2 separate regions of the Homo sapiens genome follow, and region 1 is linked to region 2. Evidence: chromatin loops called from intact Hi-C (ENCODE). Cell type or tissue: endothelial cell of umbilical vein. All regions are shown on one strand. Links, peaks and the distances in the headings refer to the core of each region. The heading gives the core; the rest is flanking DNA. Region 1 has its middle 210 kb from the start of MIR1321. Region 2 has its middle 570 kb from the start of KLHL4.

The links. Hi-C counts contacts between places; a loop is a spot of excess contacts. Peaks named below come from ENCODE experiments on the same cell type or tissue, not always from the same donor. Only the 100,000 strongest peaks of a DNase experiment are listed, where the experiment ranks them.
Region 1: a loop joins it to region 2, with 18 times the contacts of the local background. A loop is called at or near these places in 11 of 110 quality-filtered maps.

Annotation. Positions count from the first base shown.
Region 1 is chrX:85,624,562-85,629,951 of GRCh38, reverse strand. No RefSeq gene overlaps it. Among named protein-coding and RNA genes, the nearest start is that of MIR1321, 210 kb to the left of the region's middle. In endothelial cell of umbilical vein, for the core only: no CTCF peak of the experiment used is centred there; no DNase peak of the experiment used is centred there.
Region 2 is chrX:86,944,333-86,949,722 of GRCh38, reverse strand. No RefSeq gene overlaps it. Among named protein-coding and RNA genes, the nearest start is that of KLHL4, 570 kb to the left of the region's middle. In endothelial cell of umbilical vein, for the core only: a CTCF peak has its summit at 2,939; no DNase peak of the experiment used is centred there.

The DNA.
Region 1 (5,390 bases), core at 85-5,084, 1.3 Mb after region 2:
AAAATGTCATTGTTGATTGGAGAATTGAGTAGCTCAGAGTTGTTTTTCTTTTCATCAGAGAATGAAGAGGATAGCTTTCTCTTGGCAAGCAATGCTGCAAAACACTATGCCATCTCTATTACATTTTCTTCAGTAAACATACTTTCAAGTAATCAAGAATCAAAAACAAAAGTACCAAGGGAAAAGATCTAAAGTTATTAAGAAAAACAAAGGAATGTTAAATGAGATTTTGTTTCTTATTTATAAATATTGACTGCTTGGAAACTTAGACTTTCTAACCCTTTGTTTTCTCCTCTATAAAACTGGGAAAATGGAAGTTACTTCACAGCCTAGAGATTGAATGAAATATTTTTTGGATATAAGTATCAAGCACACAGTACCTGAAACATGTCAAACAAGCAATAAAAGCTATTTTTTTCGAGATGACAGATAAGAAGAGGCTTTTTAAGCATGCCTCAGTCCTTTGAAAATAGCAACACAGTGCATAAAAATCAACTACCTAAGCTCTAATTCAAGATGGAAAACTTGAATCCATTGGAAACATGAAGGAAATCTCAAATAATGGGGAGAAGAATGTGAGTGGCAAATAGCCCCCATGACAGTGTCCAGCTGATAAAACTGAATGAAGCCTCAGTACCAGAGAGAGGCAGAGATCTCTCTGTTACTCACCTTTACACTGGAGATCTAAGCAACCCAGATCAAGGGAGAGCACTTTGTTTCAGCCAAGCCTTGGAGCTAACTTGAGGAGAGGATTGGAGGTGCAGAGAGGGAAAGACACTGGGGAAAAGCTGCAGGCATTTTTCCAGATCTGGGACCAAGAGCAGGATGCCATTCTAAATCCAGGTGCATACAAAGTCAGTCATTCTTTGGTGACCTGGCAGCATGGCCATTCAGGCATTTTAGTTTCAGGCCAGAAATTAGAGCACATGTTCTGGAGCAGGGTAGGGGCCTCCACAGCCAGAATTGCAAAAAGGACCTCAGCAGTGGACGCTGGAACTCTATTCTCCCCTGTCACAGACTTGAGGTTGTTTGGGAGCCACCACAGCTATAGTTTCTGCTGGGCAATGAGACTTGCATGTGGGGCCAGCTTGCTGACCTGGAACAAGTCTGTGTGTGTCATTGCTGAGTGCTCCAGCCTACTCCCTAGAGGTAAAGGTGGAGAGGGCCCTTTCTACTCCACCCTCAGGCAGAACTTCAGGCATTTGGAGCACCCGCTTGCCAGGACCAGCAGCCTGTGCTGCCCTACCCTTCTTAAGCATAGATAATGGTGCAGCAAGGCCATCTCTGCTCAACATTCTTGTAGCTCTCCAGGCATTCACAGCACCTCATTGCCTGGATCCAGCAGCCTGAGAAGTCTCGCCCTTGCTGTGCATAGATCATGGTGTAGTGGGGCCCTCTCTGTTTGACACTGAGGCATATCTCCAGGCATTCAAGCCACTAGTTCACCTGGAGTGGCAGCCTGACTTGCCTCACGCTTCCTGTGCAGAGATCGTGGTGCAGTGGGCCATCTCCTCTTGACATCCAGGCAGATCTCCAGGCATCAGTAGCACTCACTCTCTTAAATTAAGAGTTTAGGCTGCCTGCCATCCCCATGCAGGGGATAACTCGGGGATAAAGAGGTTTCCCAGCTTCATGCCTAGGCACACCTCTGGGCTCTTGGTGGTTGCCCAGTGGATTATCCCTTGGTGCTGATGTGTGTGCCTGCCATCAGGGAGCCTGTAGGTGGACTTGCCTGGTCAGGCCCTGCCTAACTTCCTCCCCATCATCCCCAGGTTGAGGAGGGAGCTCAGACCACTGTGCACTTCGCCGATCAAACCATTGCCAAAGGCAAAAGAGAGTACCTCCCAGTAAACAAGGATTAAGTATATACCAAGCCTTTCTTCTCCTTCAACTTTTATTTTAATATGTGCAGGTTTGTTCCATAGGTAGATGTGTGCCATGGTGGTTTGCTGCACAGATCTTCCTATCATTTAGGTATTAAGCCCAGCTTTCATTAGCTATTCTTCCCGATGCTCTCCCTCTCCTGACCCATTCTCCGGCAGGCTCCAGTGTGTGTTGTTCCCCCCTTGTGTCTATGTGTTCTCATCATTCAGCTCCCACTTATAAGTGAGAACATGCGGTGTTTGGTTTTCTGTTCCTGCGTTACTTTGTTGAAGATAATGGCTTCCAACTCCATCAATGTTATTGAGGTACACATTGACATGAACAACACATGTAAAGCATACAGTTTACAGTGTTTTCACCTACATTGTAAACTATATGCTTTACATGTGTTGTTCATGTCAATGTATACCTCAATAAAGTGTGTGTGTGTTTTGTTCTTTTTAAAGTATATACCAAGCCTTGTTGGCTACAGCCGGCTCTTACTCATAAGCACCATCTACTGGATGGTACGTCAAACTGCACAGCCTAATATAAAACCTGCTGACAGAAGTCCCATAGAGCTATAGAAGAAAAATCAAAAGACCCTACCCAACATTCTCTACAATCACACCCGCTAGGGAGGGTGGGTAATGGAAAGGGACAGAAGAAATTAAAAAAAAAAAGTTATATAGAAAAAGAAAAAAATCCTACCCCCATAGAAATATTTATGAAAATTAGAAGTACCAGTGTCCCCAGATGAGAAATAACCAGCACAAGAATTCTGGCACCATGAAATACCTGAATGTAGTGATGCCACCAAAGGATCACACTAGCTCTCCAGCAATGGTCCTTAACCAAAATGGAAATTCAGAAGAGAATTCAAAGCATGAATTTCAACGAACTCAGTGAGATCCAAGACAAGGTTGAAAATCAACAAAAGAAACTTCTAAAAGAAATAAAGGAAGAGATGAACATCTTAAAAGGAAATCAATCAAAGCTTCAGGAATTGAAAAACTCACTTATTAAATTTCTAAATACAGTGGAAAAGTTTATTAATAGACTCAAACAATCAGAAGAAAGAATTTCCAAACTTGAAGACTGGTTTTTCAAACTAACCCAGTCAGACAAAAATAAAGAAAAAAGCATTTATTTATTTATTTTTGTTACCTCTTGTGCCTGCTTCTCTTCCATCCACAAACCACACAAAGGCTTGGGTTACGAACCTCTACTGTCTGATATCATGTTCCCACATATCCATTAGTATCTCTACATTAAAGTTAGGTACATTACATAAAGCCCTCACATTGGTTTTCTACATTCAGTTGTGCCTGGTTTCTCTCCATCACTTTAACTGATAAACCTATAGGCATCACAAGAAAACCACATCTGTTGACTTATAAATACTGACATGAATAGGTGACAGGTAGTTAGGAAGTATTTATACCACCTTCATGCATTTATTTTAGGATCAAGGGGTACATGCTCAGGACTGTTATATGGGTAAATTGTGTGTCATGGAGGTTTGGTGTACAGATAATTTTGTCACCCGGGTAGCAATCCTCACCCTCCTCCCACACTCCACCATCAAATAGGCCCCAGTGGCTATTGTTTCCTTCTTTGTGTCCATGTGTACTCAATATTTAGTTCCTACTTATAAGTGAGAACATGTGGTGTTTGGTTTTCTGTTTCTGCATTAATTTGCTTAGGATTATGGCCTCTGGCTCCATCCATGTTACTGCAGAGGAGATAATCTCATTTTTAAATAGCTGTGTAGTATTTCATGGCGTATATGTACCACATTCCAGTCCACTGTTGATAGGTATCTAGGTTAATTCCCTGTCTTTGCTATTGTGAAGAGTGCTGCGATAAACATATGTGTGCATGTGTCTTTATGATGGAATAATTTCTATTCTTTTGGGTATATACCCAGTAATGAAATCATTGGATGTAATAGCAGTTCTATTTTAAATTCTTTGAGAAATCTCCAGACTGATTTTCACAGTGTCTAAACTAGTTTATATTCCCACCAACAGTGTATAAGCATTTCCTTTTCTCTGCAACTTCATCAGCATCTGTTAATTTTTGACGTTTTAGTAATAGCCATTCTGACAGGTATGAGATGGTATCTTATTGTGGTTTTGATTTGCATATCTCTAATGATTAGTGATGGAGAGTATATTTTCTTATGCTTGTTGGCCACATATATGTCTTCTTTTGAGAAGTATTGGTTCATGTCCTTTGCCCATTTTTTAAATGGGGTTGGTTTTGCTTTTTGATTTTTTGGATATTAAACCTTTGTTGGATGTGTAGTTTACAGATACTTTCTTCCATTCTATACATTGTTTTTAACTCTGTTGATAATTTCTTTTGCTATGCATAAGCTCTTTAGTTTAATTAAATCTAACTTGTCAATTTTTGTTTTTGTTGCAATTGTTTTTGGAGTCTTCATCATTGCCTGCACTGATGTCGAGAATGGTATTTCTTAGATTTACTTCTAAAGTCTTTATAACTTTAAGTTTACATTTAAGTTTTTAATCCATCTTGAGTTGGTTTTTGTACATAATGAAAGGTAGGGGTCCAATTTCAATCTTCTGCATATGGCCAGCCAATTATACCAGCACCACTTGTTGAATAGGGAGCCCTTTCTTTATTATTTATTATTATTGACTTTGTCAGAGATCAGATGGTTGTAGGTGTGCAGCTTTATCTCCGGGTTCTCTAACTTGTTACATTGGTCTATGTGTCTGTATTTGTACTAGTATCATGCTGTATTAGTTAATGTAGCTTTGTAAGATAGTTTGAAGTTTGTGTGATGCCTCCAGCTTTGTTCTTTTTGCTTAGGATTGATTTGACTATTTGAGCTACCTTTTTGTTCCAAATGAATTTTAGAATATTATTTTCTAGTCCTTTAAAAAATGTTATTGGGAGGCCAAAGCAGGTGAATCACGAGGTCAGGAGATCGAGACCATCCTGGCTAACACGGTGAAACCCCGTCTCTACTAAAAATACAAAAAATTAGCCAGGCGTGGTAGCAGGTGCCTGTAGTCCCAGCTACTCAGGAGGCTGAGGCAGGAGAATGGCATGAACCTGGGAGGCAGAGCTTGCAGTGAGCCGAGATCATGCCACTGCACTCCAGCGTGGGCGACAGAGCAAGACTCCATCTCAAAAAAAAAAAAAAATGTTATTGGTAGTTTGATAGAAATAGCATTGAATCTGTAAATAGCTTTGGGCACTATGTAAATTTTAACAATATCAATTCTACCTATTCATGAGCATGGAATGTTCTTCCATTTGCTTGTGTCATCTCTGAATTATTTCAGCAGTGTTTTGTAATTCTTGCTGTAGAAATCTTTCTCCTCTGTGGTTAGCTGTATTACTATGTATTTTTGTGTTTGTAGCTATTGTGAATAGGATTGCATTCTTGATTTAGCACTCAACTTGGACATTGTTGGTGTATAAAATGCTACTAATTTTTGTGCATCAATTTTGTATCCTGAAACTTTGCTGAAATTGTTTATCAAATCTAG
Region 2 (5,390 bases), core at 198-5,197:
CCATGTATGGCCATTTTCCTATTACACTTCCACTCTCATTACCCCATATGCAAAAAATGTTGTTAGTGGCAGCGTTGTTATTTGTGCCCAGAATAAACTTGAGATGTCATCTCTAAAGAAAGGGAGTGCCTAATATTTTTAATTTTGTTGTGATACATCAGAAAAAAGAATGCACACACACAAAAAAGGCAGAAGTAAATTTCATTCTCCACAACAGAACTAGAGATGAGAAACAAATAGTAACTTTACCAGGAATAAAATAACCCAAAAATTATCACAGTGTCGAATATTTCTAATTTTGTTGTGACACATCAGGAAAAAAAAAGGCAGAAGTAAATCTCTTTCTCCACAACAGAAATAGAGAGGAGAAACAGATAGTAACTTTACCCAGGAAGGAAATAAGCTAAAAACTATCAACACTCAAAATCTCTTTTTTTTTTTTTTTTTTTTTTTGCTATTTGAGGATGTTAACACCTATCTAACTGCCACCACGTAACCACACATCCCAACGTGAAGTCTACCTCTGAGAAAAAATATATAAAATGCAATGCATATCATGTTTAAATATATATTAATAAATGAAGACTTATTGAGATACAAATGATTATATTAATGGCTACGATAATATATCCTAAACTATTAGCACTGGTTTCTTCTGTAAAGAAAAGTAGGAATTAATGGGAATTGACAGAGAACTTTTGTGTTCTACTCTATTTCTTTGTTGCTCAAAACTTTTACAACTAGAATGAACTTAGTAGATCCATATTTTATTTGTGTAGATTAAAAACATAATAGCATGATAACTTTAAAAATTGACCAACTAGTATTTCGTAGCTATTGTGTTCAGTTCTGGATTAAATATCAGTGTCATATTTTTAGTTGATTGAAATAAAAAGGAAATCTGCCATATTTTTCCCCACAGATTGAAGCTAATCATTCTTAAGCACAAATGAGCTGTTTCATATAATATACATGCTATATTAACTCTTTCCCTTCAAGATGTTTGAGCAAAATTTTATGTTATCAGTCAGAAGGCTCCATTTATTAAGGATTCCTTTGATTGCTGTAACAGAAACCTAACTTAAAGTAACTTAAGCAAGTTGTGATTAGGTCACTGGAAGATCTTGTCTTAAGGATAACTGGATTTAGCACTTCAAATGGTTTTAGGAATCTCTTGCCTGTATGGAAGGGAGGATAATCTTAGGCAGCTTCTAGGCTAACCTCACAACTTTGTAAACATAGAGAAAAACAGTTTCAAAAATTCAGTAAATAAACATTCTCAAACTATTTGGGGCTACAGATCCACTTCTGTTGGAGTAAGGGTGATTATTATCAGAACTAGAATTGATAATAGACATAAAATAGCATATATACACTACATACTTCAGAATGAGTCAAAAAAGCTAGCAACAGTAATCTAGCCCAAACTTTAAAAAAATAAGTAGAGTTATTAGCTAGAAACTGGTATAATTCACATAATCCAAAAAATGTGTTGAAGCCACATGTCCAAAATTTGAACCTGACTCAAACGAGGGAATATAATGCTTTCAGGATACTTTCTCCCTCTCTCTCTCTCTCTCTCTCTCTCTCTCTCTCTCTCTCTCTCGTCTCTAATTACTTTCAAACAATGCTTTACTTTTTTTTTTTTTTTTTTTTTTACAATGCTCTACATTTTTCCCACAGAGCAGCAGACATATCTGCTGCCAAGTCCAGGCTCTTGTTTTTGAAACTTTGTGGCCAGACAAAAAATAGACTCTTTCTTTTCTTTTTATTTATAAGCTTTTTAATCAATCAATTTATTTATTTTTTCTATTATGTTTTGACATCTTAGATGCAATGTCAAAACATTTCAGTAAATTACTGATATGGTTTGGCTCTGTGTCCCCACCTCAATCTCATGTTGAATTGAAATCCCCAGTGTTGGGGGAGGGACCTGGTGGGAGGTGATTAGATCATAGGGGTGAATTTTTCCCTTACTGTTCTCATGATAGTGACTGAGTTTTTATGAGATCTGGTTGTTTAAAAGTATGTAGCACTTCCTCCTTTGCTCTCTATTCCTCTTGCTCCAGCCATGTAGGACTTGCTGGCTTCCCTTTTGCCTTCCACCATGATTGTAAGTTTCCTGAGGCCTCCCCAGCCGTGCTTCCTGTACAACCTGCAGAACCATGAGCAATTAAGCTTCTTTTCTTTATAAATTACCCAGTCTCAGACAGTTCTTTATAGCAATGTGAGAACGGACTAATACAATTACACTTAACATTATGACCTCTTTCATACCTTCACATTTTGAGTCAACCACTTTGGTAACATTTTGAGGAGGTCCTATAATTTCTATATTGAGTATCATGACTTCCTGGTAATTAGAAAGGGTGAATTGGGTATGTGTAAACAAGAATCAGTAGATATACATACACTACAGATATATCAGTAAGCTTTAAGTCTTAAAGTGTGCAATAAATCAATGTAAATATTTTATATATAAAAATAGTGTTAAGGAGATATGAAACAAGTTAAAGACTCTGGTAAAAAAATATTTTTAGCTATCTTTATTTCACAGATTATTGCCTGCATGTTGGAAATAAATATTTTGAGGTAAAAATTACAGTTACATTTTGCATGTTTACTTCACTGTTATAGTTTTGTGACTTTTGAGTAGAAGATGTTTATTTTGTTGCTTTAAGACTTATTTTCCTTTGAAAATACTTAAATTATGTTTCATTCTTAATTATAATTTTATGTCCACTTGCCAAAGCACTTTCCATGAGACTATATTTTTAGTTTTATAACTCAAACACTGGTAAAATACTGTCCTCTTGATCTAACTTTGTTTTATGCAACACTACTAGAATTAACCTATTCTCTGAAGTAAGAGCTACCAGTAATTCATTAATAGACTAGTTTTTGACTCATCTTCACTCAACTTAGTTTCACATGGCTACCACTAAGCGGCAGTGTAGCAACATTCTTCTGTGTAGTGTTGCTCTCACTTATTCCACTTCACATTTTGTTTCCTTTAAGAATGTCAAAGTTTTTTATTCATTCTATTTTTTAAATGGATGGGACAATGGTATTTCTGGTCTTAATTTCTGTTTTTAACTTTCAATTTTAGCTAACATTTCTGTAATCATGCAACTTATGTAATTTGTCAATTTTTTTTTGTAGAGAAAGAAACTAGTAAATCTGGTTTGCCAGCCTTTTTTTCTCTAGCTGAGCATGACAATGGGATAGTTAATTTTAAACTGGTTTTGGTACTGTCTTAGAATCAAAGCCTAAGCTATTGCTCCAGTTAGTAGAACCCATATGTGTGGTAGCCAGAAGAAAATTTGCCTTCAGTATTTTAGCCATCACATAATATTACTTCTGGAAAAGCCTGGTGGTACAGTTCACTAAGTTGAATTTTCTGTATTAATAATTACCAAATATGATCTCTGACACACTCAGAGTGCCAGAAGACACCCTAAAGATTATCCAGTAGTCCAACTCCCTCATTTTAGAATGAGATTTGATCCAAAAAATGTTCAGATTATTAGCTGTGTTCGCATATCCAGTTTATGGCAAAATCAAGACTAGGGCTGAGAAGCTTTCATTCTCAGTCCAGATGTTTTTATAATTGTTATCTCCTTGAAACTTGGGTAATGATATATGATCCCAAATAACTTAAAACTAATATTTGCACAAATGGTCATGTATTGGTCATATAAACAAAAACTTCAGATTAACTTTCTTCCCACTGGGGTAATCAGTGTTGAGAAGGCATAGACAGAAAGATCTAATTTGCCATCCAAATTGAGTATAATTTTTCTTAAGAGTCTATCATTATGTTCAAGTTTATCATTAGGCTTCACAAAGACATATTTGTAAAGTGTTTACATCTTCCAATTTGTATAGACTAACCACAAATAAAGAGTACATATAGAGTTGGTCTAAAATTGTGTTCCTATTATAATAAAAACAATTTGTTCTCTTCAACACACAGTAGTTGGATACTCTCACTCTTACATGGTAGGGTAAGAGTGTTCGCATTAGGTTTGTCACACTCCTGCAGCTCTTCTCTTGTCACAATTTAATTCCAGCAAACTATGTGTGGGTTTAGTTTTCAGTTTTGAGGTTTTAAACTCAGGAAAACAGCAATAGTTTTTTTATTAACTAACAGTAAATCATAATAAAACCTAGACCAGCTGTTCCCCTGACCAGCATAAGGTGGTACTGTGAATGTAAGTTTAATTTCTGGAACTCCATGGGAAAAAATTCAAAAAAGGGCTCTTTGCCCTTTGTTAATTGCAAGATAGAAATTCCAACAAAGTGATGAGGAATATGATTATTTTTATGAATCACTGCAGAGTAGCAATAACAAAATACCAACGGGTAAAAAATACTGCCTCAAAAAACTGCAATTGTGTGTGTATTAAATAATAATTCTCACTGAAATTAATGTAGTCTACCAAAATTTGTCATATTATTATTCATAATATTGAAAGATTTTGACGTTACTTAAAGATTTGCATTTTTAAAAATTTTAAGAGCATATATAGCTGTCTGTACTCCACCACTGTTTATTTACCTTGAATACAATTTCTGTACTTTTTGAGATTCTTGTTCTCTTACTCAGACCCAAATTGTCAATATATAAAAGCTAAATTGCTTCCAAAAACTGATTGCAAACAGATTCAGACCAAAAACAAATCAATCAAGTAGAAATGATTCTTAGATTACTAACAGTATATTATGCACTGAACAAGGTTCAAAGTTTAAAAATGTTTTCTGCATTATATTTGCTAATGATTATGTTGTGATTAGTTGCGAACCAAGCAGGCAGTGTATGTTATGTCCAAAATGAACAAAGTGGAAGGCAGATGGGTGAAAAGGTTTGCAGATAAATAAGTTACTTTAGTCTGAGATGGCCAAAGGTATCCTTCAAATGATTTAATCCCCTACCCATCTCTTAGCAGTTTGACATCCTCTAAGTTCTAACACAACCCTATCTCCCCCTACTCTACCTGCCCTGTCCAGTACAGTAGTCACTAGCCACAAGCGTCTGTCCCAATTTAAATTGTATTAACTAAAATAAATATAATTACATATTAAATTCCTCAGTCACACTGGCCATATTTTAAGTGCTCAATACCAACATATGACTAATGACTCCTGTATAAGACAAGGCAGATTATAGAGTATTTTTACTATTGAAGAAAGTTCTATTCGATGGTGCTGTGAGTTTACCAGTTAGCTTAAATAATCTCACCTGCATCATGTCTCATCTACCACTGATGACTACTTTCATGTCTCTCTCTATACCTCAGTTTCCTCATATGTTAAATGAGAACAATAATAGCTACCACATAGGCGTGCTGTGAAGATAAAACAAAACAATACGTTTCAATATTTTTTAA